Regions from separate parts of the Mus musculus genome. Here region 2 is linked to region 1. A link is a loop called in an ENCODE intact Hi-C map of the cell type or tissue named here. Cell type or tissue: left cerebral cortex. All regions are shown on one strand. Links, peaks and the distances in the headings refer to the core of each region. The heading gives the core; the rest is flanking DNA.

Region 1 (5,384 bases), core at 277-5,276:
TGTTTTAGAGGCGGCTCAAACCCTAGTGTGAATCTCTCTCTAGTTCTCTTACAGTTACTTATCTCTGCCAAAGACTTCCGATTAATTCTCTCTGAAGCTATCTTTCACATTAAAATATTTCATAATAAAGTGTTTAGAACCCTTACAGAGATTTTGAAATCACATCTAGTTTCTTGACTGCCAGGTTAAACTTCATGTATTATGTTTTTCAAGTCTTAAAGTCTTCACCTTAAAAGTGAGTTTCTGACAGCCTCTTTAATCCAGCTCAATTCCTTTCATTATAGATTACCATTCATTATTTTTAAGTAGTATCAAGATTCTCTTTTAAACTTTTCACCTACTGGTTTATTTTATAGAATATGTCTACATTTCTATGTAAGTCCAAGATTGCCCTATTTTTGTTATTTTCTTAAAGACTTTCTTAGTTATTTGAAATATGGTTTCTAAATCACTAGGTACCACTAACCCTGAGTTACCCGGGCTATGGGGAGGGAGAAGGAAGACACAGAGCAGTCACTTAGGAACAGGCCATGGTGGCCATGACAAAAGGTGTCAGCATCCTCCCCTTACCCAACAGGCACTGTGCATACAAGCTCCTACTATGTACCCGGTACCTACTTAATGAAAAACTCAGTCACAGGACGCATTTTCTGTCCTTCATCATCTTTTCTCTGAGAAGAATTCATAGAAATCGTTTCAAAAACATAATGATAAGTAAATGGGGTGGATTTGTAGTTAGCACTTGACTTGGGAGGCTGAGACAGGAGTCACTTGAGCCCAGGAGTCCAAAAGCAGCCAAGTCAACATAAGGAAATCCTGATTCTACAAAAAGAGAGGAGGAGGATGCGGAAGGGGCAAGCACAGAGGGAGCTACGAGGGAAAGTCCATACTCAACAACTCGATATTTTACTTTGCATAATCTAATAACCAATTTTTGCTTCTTGTTTCCTTATTTCCCAGTATCAAACTTGTGTTAGTGCCTTAGTTTCTCGGAACAGGTTAATCAAGAGGCAGGAATTCTCACCTAACTTACCACAGACAGGAACAATCAACAGGCTGTTCTGGGGAGCAAGGATTTCCACAGTGTTATTAATGAACATATCTTCAATCTTTTACTAGCTATGAAACCTACAAAATAACCCTTCAAAAATTGAAACTGCCTACCACTTTTCCATCAGCTTCTTTATTTCAAACAAAAATATGAAAATCTAGACATTTTTAAGAAATGAAAATACTGAATTGCAGTATTTACACAGACTGTGGTAAAGTTTGAGGAGCAAAGGCTCTCCAGTCTCAAGAAGTTCCACTCACCCAACACCAGAGCCCTCAGCTACACTCACTGTCAGGAAATGGCTGAGCACTGAAGGTGCAGAGAAAACCTTACAGCGCATGGGTGTGACAGCGTGCACGTGTGCCTGTGCTTACCTTCAGCAAAGGTATAACCAACTTATGTACGAGTCACAGCAGAAGCCAAGTAAGAAGAGAGTTGTATCTCCAAGATTAGTAGAGAATGGACAAAGCAAAAATGGGGGCAAAACAAAGGCATTTCATTAAATCAAAACTGATTCCAACACAGCACAGCAATCATAGACAGGCAGCAGAAAGAGAAGGAGCATTTCCAAACTAACTACTAAAAGAATGAATATACATTACTTAACTTACCAAACAGAATGCATGAAGAGAAAATAAACAAACAAACAAACAAACAAACTTTTAAGAATCCCTGAATCAACAGACTCTTACAACAAAGATTAAACAAAGGGTGGGAGAGAGGGCTTGGTGGTTTAAGAGCACTGGCTGTCCTCTTAGAGGACAGAGGTTCAATTCCCAGCACCTAAAAAGCAGCCCACAACCATCTGTAACTCTAGTTCTAGGGCAGTGGTTCGCAACCTGTACATCTAGACCCCTTTGAGTGTCTAAAGACCCTTTTACAGGGGTTGCATATCAGCTATCCTGAACATCAGATATTTATATTATGATTCATAACAGTAGCAAGATTATAGTTATGAAGTGGTAACAATAATAATTTTATGGTTGGGGTCACCACAGCATGAGAAACTGTAGTAATGGATCACAGCATCAGGAAGGCTGAGGACCACTGTTCTAATGCCCTATTCTGGCCACCGAGGGTGAAAGTGACTAACAGACATATATGCAGGCAAAACACTCATACACATAATACAAATGAAAATAAATTTAAAGAAGATTCAACAACAAAAAAAATCAAATTTTTCATTATCTATAAATAAGCAAAAGTTTCTAAATACATAAAGTAAAAGTCGGCTTCAGAGTCAACTCCTGCTCTCAGGAAAGCTAGACAAGGTAAAGAGCCTACCAGTCTCCAAAGGCTAGGAAGGAAAGCAAGGTGTTCCGGGCTGGCGAGCATCACAGAGGCACTGTGCCAGACATCCCTCTGAGAACCTTCTGCAGTAGCCAGCCATCAGCCCACTGCCATGTCCCCATTAAGTAGGCATGTCCCCACTGTTGTCCAAAGTGGTGTTCATCAAGAAGACTGCTCCCTGAACTCCTCCACTGCTTTACGGCCCAGCTGAGTCTTCCTTGGATCCAGACTGAAGGGTGAGGCTTTTACTGACAAATCTTTCCTTCACGTTTTCCCTTAGGACCAGATTGTATCACTGCCCTTTCCCAGTCCTCCTCAGTTCTTATCCACTGCGATCATTCTCTGCTAACTCTCGGCATGAGTCACCCATTCCCCTCGCTTAGCTGCTGCCACTCCGTGTCTGCGGATGACAACACACAGTCACTGAGCTGAGAAGTGAAAATCTTCAAATAGAAGACCGAGCCAAGAGGCTGATGAGCACAACAATGCAAACAAGCTTGGTTTGGTCACAACATTGGTTACATCTAAAAATCTAATCAATATATATTCACTATATCAAAAGATGAAGAAAAACCTAAGGGGTATTCCAATAGATGCTGACCAATTAATCTGAGACACACACTACAAGATTCAACATGGCAAGGATGCTTTTGTTTTGTGTTAGGGTTTCTGTCTCTATGTGTGCCTGGGTGTCCTGGAACTCACTCTGTGACCCATTAAGGAACTCGAGCATGGCAAAAAGGCTGTGGCAGGCCTGGTCCTTCTAACCAATTCCCTTTTCCTTACTAAAAATCACTAGATTACATTCCTGAAGCTAGCCCCCAAGGTCTATTTCCTTATTCGGCCACTTTCTCCTCCCAAGGCTGACTACCAAGGTCCAGCTAACAAAGTCCAGCAATCAAAAGCCCCCTTTGGCTTCCCTAGTTAACATGCCCAATTAAACACCTCATCCTAACACAGGGTTTCCCCTCTTACCTTTATAAACAGCCATTTTGCTATGTGCCACACGTGTCTCCTCTCTATCCAGAGGCAGTCCTTTGTCATCTGGACAAATCTCTCTCCCCGTCTCCCTCGTTCCCTGCTTTCTCTCTTATTCCCTGTGCTCAGTTCCTATAGGGCCAATAAATCTCCTGAGAAAGTGGTACTGGAAATCCTGAATAGATACTGATCTCGTACAGTCTAGGCTAGCCTCAAATTCAGACACACCTGTCTCTGCCTCAGCCTCCTGAAGGCAAGTGTTTTTCAACATTTAAATTTTGTAACGCATACACAAGAAAATTTCTAACAACTGAAAACCCAATTCTAAAGCTTTTATGATAGTACATAATGAACAAAATTTGTCAGAATTTTTTTTCCTTTTCTTTTTGTGGGTTTAATCTGGAACGTCATGCACGCAGATTCGTGACAAAGCACTGTTAGATCTCAGTCAAGCAAATGAAGGATGCACTATAGATAGAATCATTTATCAAGCCACAGCAAACAGAAGCAGTGTTGGCTCAATGCAAATAAAATGACCAATGGGCTGGGCATGGTGTTGGGCTTTAATCCCAGCACAAGGGAGGCAGAGGCAGGCTGAACTCTGGAGGCCAGCCCGGTCTACATAGTAGGTTCCAGGACAATCAGGGCTACACAGAGAAATCCTGTCTGAAAAAGCAAACAACACAAACGACCAATGGAACAGAACAACACATATGATGAGCACCTGTAAGGAACTAGCAGTCAATATTTAGGGCTCTTAAGTACCTACAGTATCTGGTGTGTTCTTTCTCTTTCTCTTTTTAAACAAACCTGTAAAAATATAAAATTATTCTTGGTTTGGAAAGTATTACATAGCTTCCACGGGGCCAACTCCAGGCCAGAGCATAGTTATGGACCAACTCAAGACACTCAAGACGGACACCATAAGTGAGCTGGTTTCTGCTACACAGTAACTGGAAAGGCACAGACTTTACACTAAGACCCATGAAAATCAAAATAAATATCACAAGAAAAATACTCGTCTTGGTCTCAAACCGCAGGCCCAAATAATGATAGGCAAACTGTAGCTTTGGCTGTGACTGATAAATCAAAAGAGCATCTTAATATCCACAGTGCAGCACCTTCATGGACAAAGAACACAGCAAAATGCTTAAGAGAGAGTTCAAAGTATTAAAAACAAAGTATCACTCACTCAGACTGCAGTGAAATAAGAACCTTAACAGAGGTCGTAAGGATTGGAAAGGCAAGGTCAGTGGGCACCGACTATACTTCTGTAGCCACCAAATTTTCCATTTGGAATACTCAAAGAATGCCTACAAGTATACAATTAAAATGGATGCACAATCAACTCTGTCTCATGGAAAATATAAATTAAAACTATAATCCAAACCACTGCCCACGCCAACTACAGCGACCAAAATTTGAAAACAGGTTAACACGAAGCAGGGCGACGCTGCAGAGCAACTGGATGCTTGTGCTGCTCGTGTGCAAGCTGGTCCAACTGCACTGGGAACAGCAGTACCCTGTGCATGTGATGACTCAGCAGCGACACTCCTACAGAAGCATGCCTTTGGATTCAAAGCAGGTAAAAGAAGGTCCATAGCTGTGTTGTCCCAAACAGTCCAACACCACTATCTATAAACAGTGGAGTGAACTAATCACACATGTTCTTCACGGCATCTATTGAAATTAACTGTAACTTACAACTAAGATAAAATACTTTAAGTGCAAGGTTCAATTAGCTTAACAAATGTATTTTCCTAGATAAACATCAACATCACCTGAATAGAGCGTTCCCTCGGGCTGAGGACACTGTTCCATCTATGGGACTTGCCAAATGCAAAACCATGGTTTCCACAAGCAGCACTGAAAACAGTCTCTGTTTTCTTCCCAGTCAATTCAAACTGTCTTCCTACAAGTCTGCATTAATAAATCAGATGTATGTACTCTTTTACACTCATATTTTTAAAAACTCACTAAAATGTCTTTAACAAAGGCATGGGTAATAAAAAGTAGATAAACTCAAAACTACCCAAAATCATTTGTTCACCAGCTACACCCTCGG
Region 2 (5,384 bases), core at 151-5,150, 130 kb after region 1:
AGTGTTTCTACCTTGACAAAATAACCAAGAAAAGAACAAGGGTCTTGTCCTACTTTGCTTTCTATTGCTGTGATAAACATTACAACCAAAGCAGCGTGTGGAGGAAAGGATTTGCTTTATCTTGTAATTCTGCATTATACTCCATCATCAGGAGAAGCCAAGGCAGGAGCCCAAGCAGGACAGGAGCCTAGAATCAATATCTGAAGCTGAGACCATGGAGAAATAATGTTTACTAGATTGCTTCCCACAGTCTGCTTAGTTTCATATATACATATACAGTCTTTATCTATACAAATATAAATACACACATAAATACACACACACACACACACACACACACACACACACACACACACACACACACACATATATCCTTGCAGATGTGCCCACAGGCCAATGTGATGGAGATATGTCAAATTGACAAAAGCCCAGTGTTGTTGTTTTGGCTCCCAGACTCAAAAACTTTAGACCCAAATACTTCAGTTTATGGTCATTTTGCTCCAGAGCTTCTGGCCTCATGTGTGGTGAGGCAGAATATGAAGACAGGGAACATGTAGCAAGCAAAGGAGTTTACCTGCCAGTAGACAGGAGGCAGAAAGAGCAACATAGGAAGGGGCCAGAGACACGATCTCTCATTCAAAGGGACACCTCAGTGGCCCTCAGTCAGTGTCCTTCCTAATAGCCCAGGATTGATCATAGTGACATCATTGTCCCATCACTTCTCAGTTGACAGACAACTGGGGACCAAGCATTTAATCATGAGCCTTTTAGGAAAACACTTTGTATCTAGAGCATTACAACCACCCGTTCTTCAGACACCACTATTTGTTAACTAAAGTCATGGGTGCTGGGCTTAAGGAGAAATGCCCAGTATTCTCAGGACAGCTGTTGCTCATCCATGCTGCAGTCCCTTCCACAGAGGTGGCAGCCGATGGTTGTTTTCTGAACTCAGTCTCGTCTTTCTGGACACACATTTCAAACTCCGGGAACTAATATTTCTTGTTCTATGATTTAAATATGAGATTCCTGCTGGAGGAGCTGAAAGAAATGTGAAAAGGACGATATAGTTACAGAATATATTAAGCTTCTGGCTAGGATGGTATCAAATGACCAGGAGGAGTATCCTGTAGATGCTGTTTATATAGGGATGTCACATGACCCCAGAGATAGTAGCACTTTATAAAGTAAACTTGGCTGCCTTAGGCCAAAGCCACACCTGGTCACATGGGCATCACCAGTCCCTGCTTTGGGTCAGAAAGTTGTGAATGGAGATTCTTTCTGCAGATTGGACATTCCCCTGCAGTCTCACCTCTGAATATCCCAGGGTACACACTTCAAAGAGACCTTCTATTTACTTGTTCTTGGCAAAGTAGAAGGAGGAATGTTGGAAAGTGCAAGACATTCCCAAAGAAAAGCAGGGCCTTGGTATGTAGCTCACAGAGTTCCTCTCTGAGTGAATTCCACAGCCCAGAAGCTGGCCCGAGCACAAGTGTTCACAGCTGCATGTAGGATGTTGCAGAGGACACAATGGCTGCTGTGTGTGCTAGAGGACAAACATTCCCACACAGGCCCGTGCCTGGGAAACAATGGAGCAAGCAAAAAATATCCTGGAACACAATGCACTCATTTCCTGTGACAACAGTGGACTTTGCTAGCCAGCTTCACCTGACCAAGAGCCCCTCCACCAGGGCTCATGATGTTAGAAGCCCACTTTCTTCTGGGTGTGAAAGATGTGCATAGAATGTGAGATGGGAAGTGGTCTTCCTTCCTTCCTTCCTTCCTTCCTTCCTTCCTTCCTTCCTTCCTTCCTTCCTTCCTTCCTTCCTTCCTCCCTTCCTCCCTCCCTCCCTCCCTCCCTCCCTCCCTCCCTCCCTCCCTCCCTCCCTCCTTTCTTTCTTTCTTTCTTTCTTTCTTTCTTTCTTTCTTTCTTTCTTTCTTTCTTTCTTTCTTTCTCTCCTTCTCTCTCTTCCTCCCTTCTTTCCTTCCTTCTTTCTTCTCTCTCTCTATCTCTCTGCCTCTCTCTCCTTTCTTTCTTTTGCTGCAGCACAAGATGTAATTAAAACTGTATTTTTTTTATGCCCACAGCCCACATAAAATTATGTGGTAAAAATACTGTAGCAATGTTAGAAGCTGTTTCAATTTTAAGTCTTTCTGACACTAAATGTTCATTATTCACTATCACAGCTGAAAAATACTGGCAGAGAGAGACACCCCAGGCTTCTGTGTTTCTCAGCAAGTTTCTGGCTACTACACGACTCTCCACCCTGCCCTGCTGGAGCTTCTACAGTCACGTGGGGGAAGGCTCTATTGAGAATTAGTGTAGAATAGGCTCCCTAATGTAATGATGCCAATGACCACTGGCTGAGCACTTGTGTGTCATTGGCCCAGTTGTGATTCCTGAAATCTTGAAAAGAATGCTGGGAGTGTACCATTATCAGTTCCTGGTGCCTTAGCCAAACTCACCTCTCAAGAGCTTTATGAATTACTCACCCAGAGCCTCCTAGGAAAGCATTTTGTTGAGGAGCGTTCTACTTGTATGGGTGACTCATCCTAAGCCTATGATGAAATGGTCATCGCTGCCATCGATGTCACAGAGCTCTAAATAGGGAAGCATAGGGATCTAATACAACAGGAAAGAAGTCTACAAGAGTCTTGCAGGGTGTTCTTTGTAGAGTTAGTCTGGGATGAGACTGCAAAGGAACTTGTAGCTCCAACAAGCCTGTCTACTTCCAAGCAAGCCCTCAAGAAAGTCATGTGCCCAGGGAGCTGCTGATTGGCCAAGTTGTCATATTGCTGTCATCTTCTGACTAGCCAACAGATCAAGAATGTTTTAGATGTTGGCAGAGTCTTAGAGGGGTCCAAAAGTGACAGTGAGACGAGAGAAGGCAGAATGGAGGGGACATTGCAGGGACAGAAATAGTGCTTTGGATTGGGAACTGTCCTGAGAGTTCTAGGAGCATAAATCACTGTGTCCTGACTAATGCCACCCATGGTGGCTCAAGCTGGAGCCAGGATTATAACAAAGGTCTACTCTGTATCTCCCTAAAAGAACAAACCCACTTAGAGCCATTCATTACATGTAAAATGTAAACAGCACATGGGTCTCTGGGGATACATTTCAAACCTAAGCTCCTGAGGTGCAAACTTGGCTAACTTGTAGAAAGTCTCAGGGCCTCTTGGTGCCTGTGTTGTCTGGGATGTGATGGGAAGGAAATCAAAGATAAGATTCCTCCAATTCTTAAGTCTGCATTTAAACCTGGAGGCACATGTAGACACAGCCTGCACTGACAGGTGTGATGCAGACCTCTCCCTTGTGAGTCTGGTGTAAGTGTAAAGACAGAGAAAACCTGACTTCCAGGATAATCTACCTGGGTTGTTGGAAACTTGGAAGCACACAGAGAAAGCGAATTGCATCCAGTGGCAAAATACCATTCGTGCCGGGTGGGGGATGGGAGAGGGGTGTGTCAAAGCAGCAGCAATGGAGGCCCTGATCATAGGCAGCAAACAGGTCTGTGTGGCTGGGCTTCAGGCTGTGTACTAACAAGCAACGAGAATGACCTCATGAAGAGGAAGCAACATTTACAACATTCCTGTCATACCTGAAGGTAGGGACTGTCTGCCATTTGAGACACTGAAGAATCTACCCTGCTTTAATAGGTAAGGGATGAGGCCAGATGTAGGCAAAACAAAGAAATTCCTTGCTAGCTTTCCCAGAAGACCACAGTTAGCCACTGCCAGTGATCCTGAGGCTATTAACTGAGAAATAGATCAGTGCAGGAGGATGAGAGAGCTCTACCGCATTCCGGGCACAAGTATGTTTTGTCACAATAGTTCTAGAAGAAAACTTACATTCTCAGCATCATTGAAAACCCTTGAGCTTTACTTATTTGTCCCATATTACTTATAGGCACCTTAAAGTTTGCTATCACCAATAGCTTATGTTTTATTAATTGCTTATGCCTGAAGCAACACAGTGAGAACCTTTAGTCTCTCTGGGTTTCCAGATAAAATAAAATGAAGCAGGGTAAGAAAAAATAAATAAAAGCAGGGATTCACTGGAACCTGGGTTGGTGTCAGTATTATAGAATTCAGAAGTTTAGAGTCCCGGCTTTGACTGTGACATTTTACCCCTTGTCTTTTCTCTGGTAAAGGAGGGAAGATCTTACTGGGTCTCAACTGTTTATAAGATTGTGTGTGATGAGATTAAAATTCTTGGTACTGGTGAGGTTGCTTAGTAGTTAAGACCGCTGTTACCCTGTGGAAGAGTAAGATTAGCTCCTAGCACCCACAGTTCACAACCATCTGTAACTTAGTTCCGGGGAACTGGCCATCTTCTGGCCTCATTGGCCACTGCAGACAGGTGGTGCACATACTCAAATGCAGGTAAAACACTAACATATAAAAAACAAAATACATACACCTAAAAACCTTTTAAAAATCTCTTTTGCTCTGTTGTCAGTTGCACATGTTCCCATTGAAGGTTCTAAGGTTCTATGGACATAGTTGTTTCTGAGATTGTGTCCTAGCACGGGCAGAGGACAACCCTCCCCAAACCCTGGCTACTACTCTATGTGGAAATGATGTAACAAAACATTCTTGTTTCTTGATTACAAATTTCTTTTAATTGAATCTTCTTTTAAAAAGTTAGAGATTGTAATCTGTTCAAAGACGATTGCCAAAACAATTTGTACTTTTTTAAAAGGCCATCTGTTCATATTCAAACATCTCCACAACTATTTGACCATAATTTCTTAAATTCTGTATTTTAATGACAAAACCAAGGTTCAAGAAATCTTATTTAATATGTTTGTTAGCGTCTCATTACTTTAACAAAATACCCATGACAATGAGCTTATAAAGAGAGAATGTGCATTGTGTCTCATTCTGGATGTTTCAGTTCAGCATCCTGTTGCTTTCACAGTTGTAGCTGGGCAATGCATTATGTCAGAGTGTGTGGTGCAACATGCCAGAAGGCAGCATGAAAGAGGGAGAGGGGGGAGAGAGAGATAGAGAGAGAGAGAGAGAGAGAGAGAGAGAGAGAGAGAGAGAGAGGGAGAGAGAGAGAGAGAGAGAGAGAGAAAGGGGTGGAAGAAAGGAAAGGAGAAGAGTCTCACAGTTTCCTGGAAGGCCCAATTATCCAAAACCTCTCAAAGGTCCCTGTAGCCAGTCTTTGGCTACTTTGTGGGCTCTTCTTTCTTCCATCCTTCTCTACTCTTTTCCCACCCATTAAACCCCCTAACATTAGATAAGAGAGATAAAATGATAGAGAGGAAAGGAAAGAGATCCCTGAATAAAGTCATGGAAAGGGGGCAATGCTATTGTCAGACTACTTCCTGCTGAGTACAGGCATTACAGTTCCTTGGGGCAAGTTTGGTCTTTGTCAT

Evidence for each region. A loop is a pair of places that touch in the nucleus more often than their neighbours do. Peaks named below come from ENCODE experiments on the same cell type or tissue, not always from the same donor. Only the 100,000 strongest peaks of a DNase experiment are listed, where the experiment ranks them.
Region 2: it touches region 1 in a loop (2.1-fold over the local background); 5 of 42 quality-filtered maps call a loop at or near these places.

Annotation. Positions count from the first base shown.
Region 1 is chr2:20,900,768-20,906,151 of GRCm38, forward strand. All of the region lies in intron 3 of Arhgap21 (Rho GTPase activating protein 21), which reads right to left. Among named protein-coding and RNA genes, the nearest start is that of Arhgap21, 64 kb to the right of the region's middle. In left cerebral cortex, for the core only: no CTCF peak of the experiment used is centred there; DNase peaks (open chromatin) are centred at 2,701 and 4,843.
Region 2 is chr2:21,027,293-21,032,676 of GRCm38, forward strand. No RefSeq gene overlaps it. Among named protein-coding and RNA genes, the nearest start is that of Gm13375, 61 kb to the left of the region's middle. In left cerebral cortex, for the core only: no CTCF peak of the experiment used is centred there; DNase peaks (open chromatin) are centred at 1,528, 2,240 and 2,489; H3K27ac peaks cover 1,789 bases.